Regions from separate parts of the Homo sapiens genome. Here region 1 is linked to region 2. Evidence: chromatin loops called from intact Hi-C (ENCODE). Cell type or tissue: HepG2. All regions are shown on one strand. Links, peaks and the distances in the headings refer to the core of each region. The heading gives the core; the rest is flanking DNA. Region 1 overlaps FRAS1 (Fraser extracellular matrix complex subunit 1). Region 2 overlaps BMP2K (BMP2 inducible kinase).

What was found. Peaks named below come from ENCODE experiments on the same cell type or tissue, not always from the same donor. Only the 100,000 strongest peaks of a DNase experiment are listed, where the experiment ranks them.
Region 1: a loop joins it to region 2, with 15 times the contacts of the local background. A loop is called at or near these places in 15 of 110 quality-filtered maps.

Annotation. Positions count from the first base shown.
Region 1 is chr4:78,508,405-78,519,175 of GRCh38, reverse strand. FRAS1 (Fraser extracellular matrix complex subunit 1) reads right to left here. Exons shown (of 74, transcript NM_025074.7): 63 at 10,170-10,445; 64 at 7,670-7,902; 65 at 5,624-5,784; 66 at 3,163-3,377. Among named protein-coding and RNA genes, the nearest start is that of ANXA3, 38 kb to the left of the region's middle. In HepG2, for the core only: a CTCF peak has its summit at 1,932 (motif pointing right); a DNase peak (open chromatin) is centred at 5,535.
Region 2 is chr4:78,859,199-78,869,969 of GRCh38, reverse strand. BMP2K (BMP2 inducible kinase) reads right to left here. Exons shown (of 16, transcript NM_198892.2): 8 at 10,283-10,386; 9 at 8,502-8,581; 10 at 4,250-4,413. Among named protein-coding and RNA genes, the nearest start is that of PAQR3, 75 kb to the left of the region's middle. RefSeq lists an enhancer at 7,221-7,515. In HepG2, for the core only: a CTCF peak has its summit at 5,357 (motif pointing right); DNase peaks (open chromatin) are centred at 5,369 and 7,349.

The DNA of each region.
Region 1 (10,771 bases), core at 1,861-9,860, 350 kb after region 2:
AAAAAATAAAGGAACTAATGGAATAGAAAGCAGCCGGGATGCTTCTTTCGACAGGGTCACGTGCAGAGGCTTCTCTAAGGAGGTGGCACTTGAACAAAAATACTTTTGAAGTGGGAGAATGAGCTCTGTTCAGTTGCTAGAAGATTTGGCTGAAATTTGAGAATATCACAATTATTCTCAAGGATCAACCCGGTGGATGTGGGATCTACCACTCAGTACAAACTCCCTGTATTGATCATTTGCCAGTGACCTGTGGGAGAGCCCAAGTCAACCATCATCAGGAAGATGCCCACATCCAGACGCCTGGGAGGAGCCTGTGCCTAACTCAGGATGTTTTAGTGAGTGCTCTCATCTCCTGCTCCAGGAACAAAGGGCCGGAGCATTGAAATCATATATAGGAAGCTCACCAATGGACAGCTCAGAGCTGCACGTACTTCAGTAATTTCCTGTCCCATGCTATGCTTTGGAAAGAGTTTTGAAAAGGCAGCATATCACATTTCCAAGAGAACATTTCTTCTAAGGAAGTTTGTGTTCCTGCTTTTAATTTGGCCCAATCATTTTCATTTTACTATGTAATGAACAAAACTGGATGGAAAGATAACAGAATGGTAGCAGAAGCTTTTGTGGTGAAGCTAGCTGTATATGTGTGTGTGAATGGGGAGTTAGTTCACACATTTTTAAAATATTTTTATACTTTTTTCCACAAATAAATAAATAAATAAATATATATATATATATATATATATATATATACACAACAAAAAAACTTAGCTTAAAACAATTTTATTTTATCATTGGCTAATTACTATAATATACTATGGGACTTATATTTTTCTTTTGTTTGAAAATACAGTATAAAGTGTTTCTATGGGTAATTAAGGAAAAAACCAAATGTTTTAATATTTTTCTAAAGTTTTTTTTTAATATTCAAAGTTGTCAGGGATTTAAAATTTGATGCCAACTTTCTCAAAAGACTCAACTAACTCCATACTCATTGAAAAATTCCATTTTGACATGCCTTACTTTGTTTGTTTGTTTGTTTGTTTGTTTGTTTTTCAAGAGATGGGGTCTCTCTCTGTAGCCCAGACTAGAATGCAGTGACTCCATCATAGCTCACTGCAGCTTCAACTTCCTGGCCTCCAGTGATCCTCCAGCCTCAGCCTCCCAAAGTACTGAGATTACAGGTATGAGCCACTGTTCCCAGCCCCTCTTTTTGTTCTTTTTAAAGAAAATTTCCAGATTGTATTTGGACCTTGTACCATGTTCTGTCCCTTATACACAGGTTTTGCTAAATACACCTGCTCCAATCACACTATCAGAACTTCAATAAAATCTCTAGCTGATTGGCAAAATTAATTTTTCCTCATTTGTTTTTGTTTATCCTCCTTTAGCCCTCATGATATTACTCACTAATCTTTAAAAAGAAAAAAAAACCCAACAAATATTTACTGCATGCCTATTCTACACCAGGCACACTGTGCAAGGCACCTTCTCATGTTGAGATTATTAGTACAATTTCAGAAGAGGTTCAGAGAGGTTATGTCTTGTCCAAGCCTGTTGATTGACAGCAAAAGGTACCAACTAGGCCTTAGTTCTAAGTTCTATATTCTTCCTATCATACGTCAGTAATTTCAATTATTTTCAAAGAAACAGACAACAACAAAATACTTCTGTGCATGTTTTTTCTGTGTTGGTTTAAAAGTGGGATTATATATAACAAATCCTTGTCTTTGAGTTTTTAAGCATATTCTGAATAAAAATATTCAAACAGTAATTACAGCAAAATCATAAAGAACAGAGAATACTAATTTTTGAAGGGCCAGGAAAGAAACAAAATCACTTAGTTTTGCATTTTCCAAAGTCAAAGTTTATACAACTGGAGAAATGGAAAACCGATGAACGCCTTAAAATTCTCTTCAGTAGATGGCAGTAGTGTGTACAAAATGAGAGGAAACCAGGCTGAGAGGCACCACAAAGAAAATGACAAATTTTAATCAAAGACACTTTCTCTAAATAATTACTGTAAATCCCTCTATAATTTCTCTCCTTCAGTGAGGATAAACCTGATTTGAAATGAAGAACAAACATCTAACTAGTTTTTAGCTCATTGAGATAACTGCTCAAAATTGGATAGAACCTGTTTTAGAATTAATTTTCCCATGAGGACAGATTAGCCTAGTCTCACTGGCCCTTTGATATAACCGCCCTTCTCTGACTCTGGCTTCTTGCTATAAATTTTTCAGTTGTCACTAATTGATATGGTTTGGCTCTGTGTCCCCACCCAAATCTCATCTTGAATTGTAATCCCCATAATCCCTACATGTCAAGGGAGGAACCAGATGGGAGGTGATTGGATCATGGGGGTGGTTTCCCTCATGCTGTTCTTGTGATAGTGAGTTCTCATGAGATCTGATGGTTTTATAAGGCAGTTTTCCTTGTTCTTGCTTGCTCTCTCTCACCTGCCACCATGTAAGACATGTCTGCTTCCCCTTTCACTATGATTATAAGTTTCCTGAGGCCTCTCCAGCCATGTGGAACTGTGAGTCAATTAAACCTCTTTTCTTTATAGATTACCAGTCTCTGGTTTGTCTTTATGGTAGTGTGAGAATAGACTAACACACTAATGTTTAATGGTAATATATATTTTAGAAAGTGTCTATTTTTGTGGGGGCTGGCAGTTTGGAACAGGTGTGAAATAAAAATGTTTTAAGCAATTATCTTTCCACAATGCATAGGACAACAGAGCTCTTCTTATCTTCTGAAAGACAGGCTGCATCATCTGACGCATTTTCCCAGGTGGGGAAGAGAATATATCAATGTAGTAATAACCCTAGCATCAAATGTAAATATTTTTGGCTTTCCAAAATATATGCATTATAAATACAAAAACATATATGCCTAGAGAAGTAAATATTGGATTTTTACATAAGTGAGTATGCCAGACAGTAAGTTTTTTCCACATTAACTTGATTTAGAGGACTTTGGGGGCCTTCTCTAGCTTCAGTGCTGCCAAGATCTTGCTTGAGGGACTTATAAAGAAGACTCCCTTAGTTGGTTGTCCCAGTTCTGGAGGCAAAGTGCTAATTGAAGTGCTTCAGGAACAAACAAGGTTGACCATGGCACCCATATGCAGAGTCCTCAGACAAGCCCCGGGGCACCTACCTGGAAGTCAGCGGTTACAGAGCCCCCACAGACGTCAATCAGCTCAGTCATGTCATAATAAGCATCAAAGGTCCACACGCAGCTCTTCAGGTTCAGGTGTTTGTAGAGCTGGATGGTCTTCGGCTCTCGCACGCTGGGGTCAAACTGGAAGGGGCGATCGTAGCCAGGCCCCAGGGCAGTGCTATCATAGACCACATCATCCAGGAACCCTGCCTCTGCCAGGGAGGGAAGAACAAGGAACGATAACTTGGTTTGTGGATGCCAAGGAGCAGGGTGGGGTGAAGAGCTCACCCTTTTGCACTAAAAGCACTTTCAATCACCTGAGACCCTACTAACAAAGCAACCCAGGGCTCCCAATGTGCAGGGAGAATGTGAGGGATCTTGGAAAGCGCTTGCTAACTGCTGTTGCCAGGTGTTGAATGGAGGACTCCACCTCTAAGAGACCACAGGAACCAGGGAGGAAAAGGTGAGCAAATGATACCATGAATGAAGGCGGCAGAACTTGGAAAGGAAAACTCTCTGAAGCTTTGCCTGTTATACCTGGCAAGTCTGGTCCTGTGCTTCATATATGTCCCCACCACTGCTGAAGAAATGGATTTACTGTATGGCTCATTCATTGGTGAATTATTATTTTAAGAGTGATTTTTAAAATTTCTTTTTTGAGACCCCATCTCAAAAAAAAAAAAAAAAGCCAGCATACCTACATTTGACTACTTCTTGCTCATACAGTTTCTGAACTCTTGTCGGGGGAAAGTCTTAATTTTTTGTTAGTGAGTAAATAGGTCACTAATGATGCCTGTAACTCTCACCTGTGCCAGGCAAAAATTATTTAATCAAATGCTGCCAAGCACATGAATGGCTCTAAATTAAGGGAGAACTTTATGCAGTAGGGAGCTGAACACAGACACAATTTTAGAATATGAGGGTTAAATTTTTTTTTTTTTTTGAGATGGAGTCTTACTCTGTCACCCAGACTGGAGTGCAATGGTGCGATCTCGGCTCACTGCAACCTCCGCCTCCTGGGTTCAAGCGATTCTCCTGTCTCAGCCTCCCGAGTAGCTGGGATTACAGGTGCACGTCACCACACCTGGCTAATTTTTTATGTTTTTAGTAGAGATGGGGTTTCACTGTGTTCCCCAGGCTGGTCTCAAACTCCTAAGCTCAGGCAATCCACCCGCCTCAGCCTCCCAAAGTGCTAGGATTACAGGCATGAGCCACTGCACCCGGCTGGGTTAAAATTTTTATAGTACTAAAAGCAACTGTAGTATTTTAAAAGGGTTGATAAATATCTTAGAATGCTTGAGACCCAGCACCTAGCCCTCTGCCCCATGATGACTAGGTACTCAATTAACATGTCTTGAATTTAATTGCTTTTAAGCAGGAACAGGTGCAAAGTTTAGTATTTAAACACAGTATGTCTCTTCCACTAGCTACAGATGTGGACCAATTAAACTTTCATATGTAGCTCAGTGATTTATAAATAATTTTCACTCAGCTAATTTCTACTGTATAAAGACCATCATGACCAAAAGTGATGCTTAATGAATATGAAAGAGAATATGAATGCATTTCTGTCTTCAAAAACACTGTTAAGTGTTTCATCATTTGTGAAAGGAGGAAATATGCATTTAATGTGCACTTGCTAAGGTAAATGGAAATGGACAGAATTCTTTGTAAAGTCAAATGTCTGCTGTGGTGAACACAGAGATGCGCTGCCTCAGCTGTCAGCTCCTTCAGCTCTGCGTCAGCTGCATATTGGCTCAGCCCAAGGTCATGCCCTTGCGGGGCAGCCTGCATCCAGTGACTTAGCTAGGTAGGCTATAAGGGTCTGGCTGTGTCAGCTGGAAGTAGGACAAGTCTCTCCAGAGCTCCCTGCCATGGCCGAGATGGCTTTTTCAGCCTGCATTGCAGCTTGACTTCTCCCTCTGCCCAATCCTGTTTCGCTCCTTCTCTTTCACAGATATTGATCCCTAATAAACATCTTGTAACCCCAAACTCCCTCTCAGCTCCTGCTTCTGGAGAACTCATCCTATACCATCTTCACTTCAGCTTTCTATAACAGGTTTTTGGAGCACCAATGTAAACATGCTCACTCTAAGGGAATGAAGACACTAAAATATACCATAGTAGGTGCTTTAAAAATGTCAACGCATTTAATCCTCATCTTGAGTGGTAGCAATTGTTATTCCCACTTTATAGACAACAGTGGCTCAGAAAGGTCAAACTATATTTGTTCAGTGGAATAAGGATTTGAACCAGTGTGATTCCAAAGTCCTTGTTTCTTCCTGTCCACTGCATTGACTGAACTGATGGCATTTGCATGTGTGCTAGAAGGAAAACCACTAATATGTGGATTCTGAGGACCAGAAAACATGAAAAGCAGTTCTCACTCTGGCATATCCTGAAAGTCAACTGCACTGGGCTAGCATGGAAAGACCAGTCCTGAACTTGTCAATCTCACCTGAGATGCCTCTCAGGTCATAGGTGGTAACTAAATTGGAGCAGACGTGCTGGTGTCTGTAGATGGACTCAGACAGTAGAAAATGTAAGTTGTGCAACGGCATGGTGGAGATAAGGGGCAGCATTCCATCCTGGTGTGGGATCTGCACCGAAATGTGGATTCTAGGGGGAAAAAGGCAGAAATAAATGTTTAGCTGACTGCTATAAATGGTCAATAGGACATACTTCTTTCTCATCACCTAATTTGTCTTCACCAATGAGCTACCATTTTTTTTTCTTCCTGAAGCTTTCCAGGTAGGATTTCTATCTGAACAGGGGGTATACATATACACATAGTATCATTGCTTCCCTCTAAGAGACCCTCCAGACAGAGGACTGATAGTAATCTAGAATTATAGATTTTTTTTCTATACAGGAAAAGATAACATCACAACCACAAATTACTTTAAAGCTCTCCTTTGCTTTTTAATGGAAACTCTGTTATTTCAGGAGCTAAAGCTGAGTGACTAGAGAGGGCCTGTTCCCCTGCTCTGTCACAGTGAATGTCTATGGAAGTTAGGTAAGGTTGACACTCACATTTCTTTTAAGTATTTGAGTCAAAAATATATCGTTGAGCTTTTAAACTCTAAAACCAATTCCTCTACCCAGCCAAATCTGAGAAACTACAATATCCAGCTACTTATACTGTCTCTCCTGACTGAAAACAGCCTTCTCTCTCCAGTCTGCCTGTAAGTCCTATCAGCACTACGTGTCCAGCCCCGCCAGCCTCAATCTGCAGTGTGCTGTTCCTTGATCTACATCCTCAGCTCTTAGGCAGCCTTTGGACCAGGAAATCTGTAACTTATTTATATTGGCTGCTATTTCTCAAATGTTTTCAGACTCTGTTTGTCTTGCCTCTCCACTATGAGGACAAGGAATATTTCCTTCACTTCTTTTGTTTCTCCAGGGCACATAGTATACAATTCTAAATAAGAAATGAGTTTAATAAATATTGGTTAAGACTGCAACATGATAGTACTTATGGGTTGCATTTTTGTCATTGTACCAGTTTAAACTTTGAGCGTGTTTACTGAAAGTGTGTTTTGAGTTTATATACTTGTCTCTCTGAGCAAAGAGTCACATTTTTAAGTAGAATCAGAACCCTGGAAGTGAAGAGGAGGGCCTTTTTTCTAGGAAGGGGTCACCAAGATACATTTTATTGTGTCAGGAAAGAAAGAAGCATGTACATATTCATTCAAACATGTTTTATTCATACAAAGGAACTCATTTTTCTGAGTTTATGAGCAACTGAGTTGTTCATAAAGGCACACACTTAAATACTATAGTGTTTAATAAATACGCATAACATACACAAATTCTTTTTTGCTATGCAAAAATGAAAACATCCATTTCCCATCATGGTGGCCCAGAAAAAAATTAAGTCCAATGTCTCCTAATTTCTACAATGTTATTATTCATTTGTTCAGTAGATATTTAGGAGTGCCTCTTAGATGCCAAGAAGCACTATACTGGCAGAAGATACTCAAAATACATACTCATGGTCTTCAGGCCTTACCATCTACTAAAGGGCAGAGAGAGTGAATGCTAATAATCTTCTAAAAGAAGCATATACAGGTGCCAGAGAAGCCAGGAGGGGAAGCCTCCAAATTAAATTAGGGGAGATGTTGGAAATGTCCCTAGAAGAGATGCCATGCAGTAGGTATTGTAGGACAGTAGGGTTCCGGCCAGTGGAAGGGGGTTAGGGAGAGTTGAGGTAACAGCATGGCAGAGATATGCAACCTGTAAGAGTCTGTAGCACTTGGGAAGTTACTCATGATTCCTTGTGGTTGGAATGGCCGGTGAAAATGACAAGGTGAGAGAAAGACTAGGAAGATAGGCAGGGGGCCCGAGCTTGAGGGACCTTCACAGATTTAAACTTTTACTGATGCATTCATCATCACATTTTTATCATGCAGAAGCATCCCTTATTGATTGTCCTGGGAAACACACAAAGGAGACCTGAGATTCACTTCAATCTATGTGTGGTGGAAGGCACCACCTGCCTGACCTGTTCGGATGCTCCTTATGTTTGACATCCAGGTATTTCAAGGTTGCGATGAAGGACTGAGCCTGGAAGCCTCTGGATGTCCCAGCCACCACTGGTGTGTGGCAGATAGCACTGTCTGTTCCAATGGTAACAATGTTGCTCCTTAAGGGGGTCCCCACATGGCCCACCTTGTCCACAGCCTTGGCCACACAACGCACATGGAACCTCCGGCTGAAGTAAATGCTGTCCAGGACCTAACAGGAAGAAAAAATCACCTCCAATGTGAGTACCCTACTTAAACAGCTCCTTACATGATCTGGTTCAAGTTAATCTGTAAAGATCATCCATCCACCCATCCATTGATTTTTCCATCTATTCATTCATTCATCACGTAATTATTGACTTTTAACTATGAACCAGACACTTGAGACAGATCAGTGAGTACTTATAGCCTAAGGGGGTAAGATAGTCAACAAGCAAGTAGACAGATGTGGAGCACAAACCCATAGATGAATGATTTCCATTAATAGTATTGTTCTCTTTATATACTAGGCTCAGCAGAAGGATGACCCAAGTGTTATTCAGGCTTCTAGCAAGACTGGTTGGCCTCCAAATCACTGTTGCTGAGAGCATGATGTCAGGAGACAGAGGAAATATGCTTCCTTCCCAGGAATTCTCATGGTCTCTTTATCCTACTGTTATCCTCCCTCGATCATCCCATCTCCCTACCCAGTGACCACACACTGCAAGGGTTATAATAACATGCAGGCTTGAAGCTGAGAACTTGGCCTCTGACACCTTCTAGTCTTTGAAGGTCTTTCCACAGATTCCTCCAAGTCCCCAAACATACAGAAGCCCTAAGAGTGCTTAACTCAATCTATGCAGAGGCAATGTAGGTCACCAGGACTCTTTAGGTTATGTGTGCATTTACATAGGGAAGTATATAACAAGAAAAATTAATCAGTAGTTCTGTGTGCCACAGACCTCTCACAAAGCAATCACACAAACTTATACATTTTACCCATGAAAACAATTTTCACTGAAGTCCATTAAAAACTAAAGAAAATTTTTCCATTAAACTTTTTTTTAATTAGCTGCCAATGCTTTACTTATTTATATATACATGAACTTAGTACAGAAGGGATTTGAGGCATCCTACAAGAATGCATATAATAGAATGGCATTAAATAAATAATTGAAGAAATCAAGATAAAGTGACGGAAACCAGGGTAAAGGGTATTAGTCACAAATTCATTGCAAGAAGAAAACCTGAAGCATAAAGTCATAAATTTATCTGTTAAAAATGTACATTTGGCTCCAACCAGACCACACCTCCTTTACAGTTTTGTTGAAGACAGAAATAGATACTTAAGAAACAACAAGCTGGTAATTCTTGCCATGTTGATTTTTTAATAATAGAGAAGACTATTTAAATTTGAACTAGGTTATGTTGCAAAAGAATTGCTCTTCAGGCCTTTCTGAATAAGCTGTGCCAAAGAGAGTGGGTATGAACGACCCTGCATTATCCAAAGCCTCCCATCTATGTCTAGTGGTTTTCCTCTGCTATTCATCCCAGTGAAGCTCTTATTACAGTGGGAATAAACTGTGGAATGAACAGGAAAATCTAGAGAAATTTGGTCTGAAAGAAATCTCTGATGTCTAAAATCATTCAGTGATATAATTTTAGGCAAGAATTGTTGGATGCTTACTACATGCCAGGTACTATATACTAAGCCTGAATCTCAACTGCTTTCAGCTCACTTTTGGAAGAGAACCAGCTTTATCAGTATGATGTGCAGGATCACTGTGGTGGGCTGTTTGTTAAGGTTGGGAAAACATACTATTCATTGTTCTCTGATGGTGTCAGGGGTGTTGGTCTCTAAGCTTTTTGAGGACAGCAACTGCTGCACAAATGTCTTTTCATGGCCTCCCATAGAGCTTTGTAACGTGCTGATCATTCAGCAACCATTCTATTCTTTTATTTAATAACTGGTCCCCTCTATGTGCCATCGATGTCCTGGCCATTTTGGGCCATGTTTCTACTGCATTACAGAAATGTGGTAGAAACTTTGGTTCATGTCCATAAGGAGTTATGTGTTAATACTTATTGAACGATTGGAGATACATTAATAGTAATCAACAGCGCCTATCTGGAGTTTTTCACTGACTTTGTCATTTATAGGTCACATTTTTCAATGACCTTGTCAAGTAGCCAAGCAAAAGAATTATTACTTTGCAGATCAGGAGACTGAGACTCAGAGAGATTAAGTAACCTCTTAACATTATTTAGTTTAAAACAGGCAGAACCAGAATTTGCAAACAGGTCTTCTAACTAGCTTAGTTTTCTATTACAGCATATAACCTTTTCTTATGTATAAGAGTAAAAAGACTGTGCACCTGCTTATTTGTTTTATTCCAAATGCCATGCATGGACCATAAGGAATTTGATTATCTGAGTAACAAAGAACAACACCAGTTCTCTCCCAGGGAGGGAGAACCAGGCCCAGACCCCCAGACCTACCATGTGGTTGACACTGGTGAATGGTGTGTTGTCAGTGATGGTTTCAAAGGGAGACCGGGCCCCATTGCCATCAGTGGGGGCAGCCACTTCCCAGCTGAACTGCACAGATGTCTGGTTGATGCCGGCCTCACTGCAGCGCTCCTTCATGACAGCGTATCTGGGGAAATGAGGGTCGCAGGGGGTGACACAGACCAGTGGGTAGCCTGGGGAGGGGGATTTCTTGACTCCTTCCTTGGTAACTTCTTCCACATGGTCATAGTCAGCAAGTGTGACCACCTGCGAAAGAGCAACAAAGCTTCAGTTCAGGTTGGGTATTGGCAAGGTCAGAGAACTAAGCCCCCTTTCTTTAGAGATCCACAAGATCTCTTAGTGTCTACAGGTTCTTTGAAATATAACAGGAGAAGTTTTTATAATTCTTTGCCAGGCATCCTTAAAAGATACTGCAGATCTTTAGTGGTGGAGAAGATTCTTCTACTGGTTGGGCTAGAAGCTTTATTATCCTTTTAGTTTTATTCCTAAATCAGAGCCCTATCACTCATGTAAAAAAATACTCTGATTTTCCTGCCCATTGGAACCAAAGCTGTATCATGAATAGCAGTTGC
Region 2 (10,771 bases), core at 1,173-9,172:
GAGAATGCAAGGAGGGAGAGAAGGGTTCTTTTTTCATCAATGTTAGTATCCTCAAACGTCCTCAGACCTAAGTACAACAGCTTTATGAAAATAGTTTTATAACTATTTCTAACTTTTCTAATTATAAGGAAATGCATGTTCATTTTAATTATCCTTGAAAATACTTATAAAAATGTAAGTTAAAAAATGAAAATCACAATTCCACCACACAGATACAACCATCATTAGCCTTTAAGTGTATTTCTTTCCAGTTGAAAGAGTACTAAAATAACTACTCAAAAATCATTCACCTTGAAAATTTTTATTTTTTAATTGGCAAATAATAATTGTACATATTCATGGAGTACATATTGATGTTTTGATACATATTTTGCATAGTGATCAGATCAGGATAATTAGCAAAACGGTCACTGCAAGCATTGTCATTTTTTTGTGTGTGTTGGGAACACTCAATATCCTCTTTCTACCTATTTGAAATTATACAAAATATTGTTAACTAGTCATTCTACAGTGGTATAGAATGCTAGGATTTATTCTTCCTATCTAGCTAAAATTTTATATCCTTCAGTAAATCTCTCCCTACCCCTCACTTCCCTCTATCCTTCCAGCCTTTAGTATATTTTATCTCCTTGAAAATTTAATAACAACAGCCCCCTAAGTAACTTATAGGTTAAAAAAAAAAATCACAAAGGGGCCAACGTAGAGCTCAGGCTGTGGCTTCAGAGAGTGGAAGCCCCAACCCTTAGCAGCTTCCATTTGGTGTTGAGCCTGTGGGTGCACAGAAGTCAAGAACTGAGGTTTGGGAACCTTGGCCTAGATTTTGGAAGATACATGGAAATGCCTGGATATGCAAGCAAAAGTTTGCTGCAGGGGCAGGGCCCTTATGGGGAACCTCTGCTAGGGCAGTGCAGAAGGGAAATGTGGGGTCAAAGTCCCCACAAAGAGTCTCTACTGGGGCACTGCCTAGTGGAGCTGTGAGAAGAGGGCCACCATCCTCCAGACCCCAGAATAGTAGATCCACCTACAGCTTGCAACATGCGCCTGAAAAAGCTGCTGATACTCAACGGCCAGCCCATGAAAGCCGCCGGGAGAGACACTGTACTCTGCAAAGCCACAGGGGAGGAGCTGCCCAAGACCATGGGAACCCACCTTTTGCATCAGCATGACCTGGATGTGAGACCTGGAGTCACAGGAGATCATTTTGGAGCTTTTAAATTGGACCACCCCACTGGATTTCAGACTTGTATGGGCGCTGTAACCCCTTTGTTTTGGCCAATTTCTCCCATTTGGAACGGCTGTATCTACCCAATACCTTATCCCCATTGTATCTATGAAGTAACTAGCTTGCTTTTGATTTTACAGACTCATAGGTGGAAGGGACTTGCCCTGTCTCAGAGGAGACCTTGGACTGTGGACTTTTGGGTTAATGCTGAAATGAGTTATGACTTTGGAGGACTGTTGGGAAGGCATGATTGGTTTTGAAATGTGAGGACATGAGATTTGGAGGGGTCAGGGGTAGAATGATATGGTTTGACTTTGTCCCCACCCAAATCACAACTTGAATTGTATCTCACAGAATTCCCATGTTGTAGGACGGACCCAGGGGGAGGTAACTGAATCACGGGGGCGTCTTTCTTGTGATAGTGAATAAGTCTCATGAGATCTGACGGGTTTATCAGGGGTTTCTGCTTTTGCTTCCTCCTCATTTTCTCTTGTTGCCGCCATGTAAGAAGTGCCTTTCACCACCCGCCATGATTCTGAGGCCTCCCCAGCCGTGTGGAAATGCAAGTCCAATTAAACCTCTTTTTTTCCCCCAGTTTCTGGAATGTCTTTATCAGCAGCATGAAAACGAACTAATACGTATGTATAGTATGACTCCATTTATTTTATTTTATTTACTTACTATTTTTGAGACAGAGTCTTGCTCTGTTGCCCAGCCTGGAGTGCAGTGGCATGATCTTGGCTTACTGCAACCTCCACCTCCTGGGTTCAAGTGACTCTTGTGCCTCAGCCTCCCAAGTAGCTGGGATTACAGGCATATGCCACTACACCCAGCTAATTTTTGTACTTTTAGTAGAGATGGGGTTTTGCCATGTTGGCCAGGCTGGTCTCGAACTCCTGGCCTCAAGTGATCCACCCAACTCGGCCTCTCAAAGTGTTGGGATTACAGGCAGTGAGCCACCATGCCCGGCCTCCATTTATTTTAAATACAACATGAATTATTTATATCTGTATATACACATGTAAAAACATAAAAAAGGACTGGGAAGATGACCATTAAACAGCGCTGGTTAACTCTGGGAAGAAAATGGAGGGAGACATTTACATTTTCACTGAATACTACTGTATAATCCGAATATTTTAAAATACAATACTCACGTGTTAATTTTTGTATTATTTTTAAAGGGTGAAGAAATGTTAAAAAAAAATGCACTTATTGGGGGAAAAAGCGGAACATTTTTCCAACTTAAGCTGAAAGCATGTAAGAAAGAGAAACACGGCCCCTGACATCAGGATTAGGCCTGGCAATCACAGCTAAGTCTTGGTGCTCTCCTGTTGAATAATCTCATACAACATTAGACAAGGACACTATGACTTTGATGGATCAAAATAAGACCACTCCAAAATCATGTCTGAACAGCGACAAAACCATGAACATTGTCCAAACCCCAAAAATGCCTCAACATCTTTAGCTACTGAGGCTTTAGCTTCCTTCTTTCTAGACAAAATTTATATTAAGAAACCTAAACATATCATAACACCTCTTGCTTTTTTTTCTTTTTTTCTTTTTTTTTTTTGAGACAGAGTCTCATTCTGTCACCCAGGCTGGTGTGCAGCAGTGAGATCTTGGCTCACTGCAATCTCCATCTACTGGGTCCAAGGGATCCTCTGCCCCTCAGCCTCCCCAGTAGCTGGGACTACAGGTGTGTACCACCATGCCATTGCTCAGGCTGGTCTTGAACTCCTGGCCTCAAGCAATTCGACCTGCCTTGGCCCCCCAAAGTGCTGGGATTACAAGCATGAGCCACTGCACCCAGCTTCATATGCCCTCTTCTTGACAGTATCCAATACAGAGCAAAGCCTACTTCCCTTTGAGTTCGAGACCAGCCTGCCAACACGGTGAAACCCCATCTCCACTAAAAGTACAAAAATTAGCTGGGTGTGGTGGCAGGCCCCTGTAATCCCAGCTACTTGGAAGGCTGAGGCAGGAGAATGGCTTGAACCCAGGAGGCGGAGGTTGCAGTGAGCCGAGATCGTGCTATTGCACTCCAGCCTGGGGGACAAGAGTGAGACTTCATCTCAAAAAAATAAATAAATAAAAAATAAAAACATCACCTTTCCTGAACATATACTTTACTTGATAGTAACAACAGTAGTTAATAGTTAACATTTATCAAAGGCATACCGTGTATCAGGTAGCACATTAAACAGCCATTTAATCCTCCCAATAATCCTATTAAGATAGGTACTAGTACTTTTAGAAGCTATATTACTAAAAAATGGGAGAAATAGGACTCAAATCAGGTTCGTGAGACTCAAAACGTACACTCTTAACCATTAGGGTATCCTCATTAAAAACATTTTAACATTAAAACACGACAGATTTATCATGAAATAAAGTGCAAAACAGGATTTCTTTAAGGTGAGTCTTCAGGTTATACTCCCAGATCCTTGAGAAAAATAAGTTTACTCAAATGTTACGGACATTTCTTTGGGGGGAAAAATTTTTTTTAAGTACCACACTGTACCATAATGCTTAGGAGATACTTTAGATGAGTAAATTTTTCTCAAAATCAGGTAAGTTTTTATGTTGTAATGTCCATATGGATGGTTCAAGATAGCCCTTCACCAAGGCTCTAGGTGCAATACAAAGACATAAACTTTGTAAGACTAGTGTTTCAACTTTCTTTCTCATATAACATAGACTTTTTCCATACCGTTGAACTTTATTCCCAACCTCAAACCCTATTAGTTGATGACTCTAGGGATAAGAGTTTGTATTTATAGTATCAAAGCAAATTGTGAGTTTTTTGTACCATACTTTTATATTGCCAGTAACTTCCCTTTGCCTACAACAATTGAATTGTTGAGAAACCAACTGAATTTATTAGACATCAATAGAAAGTTTCTGAAAGCATTATGTTATCTACTTTACAATATTAAGGATCACCTGAGGTCAGGAAATCAAATCATGAAAGGTTTATTAACATTAACCTTTAAGAGGATGAGGTTGGCGGGGCTCTATTACCTTTTGGTCTATGGTTACCGAATTCACCAGGAGCAAGGACTTTAACAGGTGTTGCTGAACTTTGAATGGTCAGCACACTGGGAGTGGCAGTAGTAGCAGAGTTGGCCTTTGGTCTTTGTCTTGGTGCAATTGAGGTTTCTGTTGGTCCAATGGTATCTGTTATTCTACAACAGAAGAATATATTTCATTCTAAATACTGGGATTATTTCTAATTTACTATTTATTCTATAAAGCATCCAACTCAACAGATACATTTTAACTATTACTGATAATCGCATTAGTCCTCATCTTTCTCCTAAGGCTCATTTTCAAGTATTAAACGTTTACTAAACACAGAAAAATAAATAAAACTAACAATTTTCCTTAAAACAGTACACAACCATTCATAATCTCCTACTGAAACCAGCAGAAAAAGAATATAGTCCCAGAAACTGCTCTTAAGGAGATGAAATGATACTGAAAGGAAATAAACAGAAACCTTTTCATAAGCTTTTGGACAAAACTGACAGCCACTCTCTGAACTTGTCAGGGAAATAAAAATAAGAAACAACAAGGAATAATCTCCCTTTACTTGGACTCCAAGGCATAAAAAAAGAAAAGACTGTGGCCTAGGGCACGTTAAACAAAATAAGCCAAAACTTTTAACAGATGCCACCTGCTCACATTCAACTTCTTGAATCTTTAACTTTGCTTTACTTAGAACACAGAATGGAAAGTATATAAAATTTATCCCACTAGGACTTAGTTTAGGCCCCAGATGTGAGTGGTTAAGCAGTAAACACAGTTTTGAAATCAAGAAACAATAAATATAATTTGAGAAGACACCAACATTTGCTTTTTTTAAAAAACAAAAAAGGTAAAATATTTATATATTTATCAACTTGCTTTCTATAAATTAAGTACAAAAACTCAAATACTTGTTAATAGGACCAAATGTTCACTTTCCAACAGGATTCACAATAAAATATCTTTATTAAATCCCCTTACACATTTTCAAGTGAATACTTAAAATTTTTACATACATATGATTTATGAAGCACACATCTGCTGCATTTGCATCTATCAACAAGTGCACAGATCCAGTTATTTCCCAATATCTGTGTGTACCACAAGAGGGAGCCCTATTAACAACTATCTTTCCAAGAGGTACCAAAAAAAAAAACGTGACACTGAATCAAAAGATCTTAGAATTATATGTATGCCGTTTTCTGAAAGTAACACTTAAGCTCTAGATGGGATGGGGATGGTAAAAGACATGAAAATTTAACTAATAGGCCAAATATATACAGATATTACATATATATATACACCGATATATATATCGGTGTATATATATATGTAATCAATTATATCTTGTTTTAATGATAATCAAGTATTTACTGACATTAAATTATTGATGTGGCATTACAATCAATGCTATACTCCCTAAGCTCAAGTAATTTGGGGGAAATATTGTACACAATCTCTCTCTTTAACTATCCATTCTGTATTAAACGGCTAGTACAGGCCAGACCTGATGTTGCCTTGTTGCTGGTCTAAACCCTCTTTACAGATTCACAACACACGTAGGCATAGCAAAAGCCCTAAGAAGCATATTAAAAGTCTGTATACTTTGTTCACTCTGATGTCTCTGTTTTATCAATACAGTAATATGTATTGTACATTTACTGATATCCAGCAAAACACTGCATAACACCCTGTCTTCAAAGAATTTACAGCATACCTAGGAAGACAGGGCATATGTTAGTGGAAATGTAATAAATATAAGATAGTAAAAATCATCAGTGCCAAGCTAGTGCTGTCAAGAATTTATGGAGATGTAATTGTACTTTTAACCTAATTTGGCTACAGAAGGCTTCAGGTAGAAACTGGGGTTTAAAATTTTCATAATAAGTTTGACTTTATTAGGCAGTGACAAAGAAACCAGGCATTCTATGTGAAGGAATGGGAAGAAAATGCCTGGGCAGATTAGGCATAGGGAAGATACAAAATCGACTGAAGTTAAAAACAGTAATTATTGCATCGATACTGCTGTACAGTCTCATTTTCACTATTACAACAGTCACAGAGCTGTTTTTCTGCTTCCCTTCTTTTCTCCTTGCCATCACCTGAACAAAATCATCACAGGTTTCCTAGAACTCAGACTCACACTCTCCTGCTTAAAATCCTTCAATGTTTCCATCTGCCAGGCCAGTGATTCTCAGTGTCTCAATCTTTAAGACATGTGTCAGATAAATTTCACATCTTAAACCATACTAAGAGCAGATGCAAAGTTTGGGGAGATGAGAGCGACCTTTTAAGAAGGCAAAGAATACCACAGATTGAAGGCAGCTGAGAAACCCACAGGCGCTTTTTGAAAACGTGGGTAATGAAACTGCTAGTAAATGATTTCTCCTCCCAAAATGTGCTCTTTACATGGAAAAAACTAAATTTTTTAATATTAAGCTTTGTATACATTTAGATTTTTTCAAGTTTTCACTAATATTCATAAAGAGTAAATTTATATTAGTAACCAATAAGTACCAATCAACCTTATTTTTTAATATACATAATGTTCAGATTTAACATACTATAAATAAGCACTGTGAATTTTAATAGCACTATTTCATTGTCTTGTAACTCTAAAGCTATAACTTGCATTAGGGTGAAAAAATAATCAAATCATCATTCTTGTTCAGCTGACTTACGCTTTTTTTAAAAATCTGCACCTACTTTCTCAAAGATTTAATTATTTACTAATTATTTTAAAAAACAGAAGTCACAATAAAATTCAACTGACAAATCCTACAATAATTCATAATTAACACTCAACTATAACAGTGGATGCTAATTAAAGCTATGTCATAGATAAGACCAATTGCTGTTCAACCTGGATTCCTGCAAGTTAGATATAACTTTACACCTTCACCTCTTCTCAAAAGAACATTTTGAAATTCAAGTGAATGAAGATATTTTTAAAGTAACACCATTTTTTAAAATAAGTCATTCGCAAATGAAATTTTAACAATGTATAAGTAACAGATCATTTACAACACAGTCACAACCAAGTCTCAAAGAGTAGAACTGACTAGAAGGTTGAAAATTAACTGACCTATAGGCCAAAGTCCAAATTTCTCAGCATGATATATAAACAAAGTTGTTCATGATTGGCATTTATCTACCTCTCCAGCTTCATTTCCCACTACTCCTGTATATGTCCCCTTTTGTCCTAGTCCTGTAGTTTCACAATAGTCATTCTTGCCTAAACTGCCTGCCTGCTATAATTTCACTCCACACCCTTCCAAGTGATTGACTATTCATCATTCAAGGAAGAGTGCAGCAACTCCCATCCGCAGGGAAAGCATCCTTTATGTGCTCCTGTTTTCTCTGTTCCCAGTCTTTCCCCTCCTCCACACTCTCAAAGTAGCCTAATATCTATCAGGTTGTAATCGTTTACTTGTCAATTAGAACGTGAACTCCTTGGAAATAAAAACTGCTTTTTTTTTCTTTGTGTTTAAATTGTCTACATCTTGCATATAAAAAGCATATGAACAAATATATTTTTGTATTGTGTAAACAAATAAACTTTGCATAAATAGCATACAATACAAAATTGCTGTGACCAAGAAATCTCCCCAAATGTAGTATTATACCTGTCTGATAATCTAAGATATAATCCTGCTTATTAACTTTTAAATTCAAAAAAGTGTGAGGGGGGGAAAAATCAATCATTAACAGATTCAGTCTTAACTTACATAATATAGTTCAAACTTATTATTAATATAATAAATACTCTGAAAAATAAGATTGAAAACATATACCAGCCTTAAAAAGTATTATAATCACTCATTACAAATTCTACAAAGTACATACATATTCTATATATTCTAGTTACCTGTAGGAGCTATTTTTTTCTTTCCTTAAATTAAAAAAATAAACATCTATAAACTCAAAACATAGTATTTCCTAAACTAGAGTTGCTATGTGATGAAAATGACAAATCCTGTCCAAAAAAAAGACCCGCTGTCACATCATCAGTTAAATAATCACTTGTCATAGAGTGAACAGTTCCAGTGAGATGATGCCAGACTCCTTATCTAATATTTTTAAAAGCTTATTTTGTATTTGCTATCTCAATTATACCACATACAATAAGCAACACAACATTCTTTGTGGATGAAGATGATATTTAATCAATTACACTTGCTAGGATTAAAAACAAGACCTATCATTTTTTTTAATGCCTTTTCAATTTCAGCATAGTTTTGCCTACCTGGCTTTTATTTGGCTTTTCCTAGCAGCTGCTTCACTAGCAGTCATCGGTTCAGGAAGAGCTGAAGGAATAGAAGAATTCTTGGAAGAAAAAAAATAAAACGTCTCATTTTAGTTTTTTATTTTAATTGCAGAAAGTTTTTGTAAGCTATGGATATATCATTGAACTTTAAAAGTACTATGAGACACTATTACTTTCACATCAGATACCTATAAATTATTCACATGTATTTGCCAGATCTAATCTGCAAATATCACTACATGTTACACAAATGTCAATTTCATATTCATGTGCCACAGAAACCTTGGAAAATAAGCAGAAGAACACCACTGTATCCATTTATAATTGGGTAAATCTTGAGTAAAAAGAAAGATTATATTACACTCGTAAATCAATAACTATTTTACATTTTGGAAAAAGCAACAAACACCAAGGATAAGAATTAAGTGTTGTTTCTACATACTACAGATAATTTTCAAGACACAGAATGTAAGGCCTGGAAAATGAGGGCAGAAGGCCTTGTTTATTTGTCTATACCCAATGTTTAGTTCTTTGTAGGTACTCAATAAATACTTGCTGAGTAAATGTCGAATGAGTCTACTTATCTACTTTTAGAACTGCAAAGCTTTCAGCTTCAACAGAGAAAAGAGTACATCAATATGGCGAGGGCTTCACAAAAAAAAAAAAAAAAAAAAAAAGGAAAGGTACCACATTCCTTCTTTTTTCTTAGTGGGGTAGATTAAGTTACACATAAAGGAAACCCTACAGAAACAGGTCAGGCCAGAATGATCTTTACAAAGTCAAGAATGGCTTATAATCAGTGATGATTGCAGAACCTTTATTAAGATTGGCAGAGACTTGCCATACACCATTCACCTAAAGTAGTTAAATGCACTGTACAGTCAGTGAATAAAATTGAAAGCTTTTGAATAATACTAACTATTGCCAACTGAGCACCTTCCATGGACTAGGCACTGGGTTTCACATGTAATCCTTATAATTACTATCCTTGTTTTACAGAAAAAGAAATGGACATTAAAGTAACTTACCAAAAGATTCAAAGTCAGTCACTGATAAGGACAAAACTGAATCTGGGTCTATTTACATTGCCTGTGCTTTTTAAAAAAAAACTTTTTTGTAGTTTTAGGGGATACAAGTGCAGCTTTGTTATAAGGATATACTGCATAATGGTGAAGTCTGGGCTTTTAGTATGACCATCACCCAAATAGTGTATATTGTACCCATTAGGTAACTTCTCATCCTTCATCCGCTTCCCACCTTTCTGACTTCCAATGTCTATTACTCCACTGTCTATATCTATGCGTACACATTGTTTAGTTCCCACTTAACAAGGCCTGTGCTCTTTATACCAAAGTTTCCCAAACTTACTCAGTTAACAGTGCTCCGTGTCTCAGTAATTGTTTACAACACTTCTAAGAAAAAAAAAAAAAAACTAACAGTCCTGTTTATTAAACTGTTAGGCCCAAATAACTTAATAAAATTAGTTTTGTGCTAAGTCAGAAAGATGTCCCTGTGTTTTCCTCAAAAATGCAAAATATTCTGCCTGAGTCTGCTGCAGCTCCCCAAGGTATCTCAGTGCATAGTTTGGGTACTGAAGCTTTATACCACAAATATCAAACACACAATCAGATCACTTGTCATGAAACAAGAAACTCTGAGTTTTAGCAACAGCAACAAAAAAAAAGTAACTCTGAAAGTAAATATATTCACATACGATAAAATGAATTTTAAATTCATATCCTACTTGAAAATCTACTTACATTGATGTTGGAGACTGGACAATCCTTTTTGGCAAATTTAAATGCAAAATATGACACTTGAAATATATCAGGTCTATGTTCCGGATCTGGTTCAAGCATGAACCCTGCAAGAATAGATCAAAATGTTAAGAAGTTTTATGAAACACACATTATACTACTTAGGGGCACATTATAAGGATAAAAAATATGTATTTTCTGTTCCACTCTAAGATCAGTGATGATTCTAGCAAACTTTATTAATGCCTACAGAAAATGCAGAAATTGCTATTTTATAAATAAAGCATTATCCCAAGCTAAGGGTAGATCAATCACAGAACAGCTCTACACTAGAAGTATGAATGACAAACTTGATTATTCTATTGAAAAAGTGACACAAAAGAAAAAGTGAGTTTAGTGAACACTGGGGAATTATTCAAGAAAGTTCCAAGGCCATAGTAAAAAGGTCCTTCAAGATAATTCTATTCAAAATAATTATTACTATTATCCAAA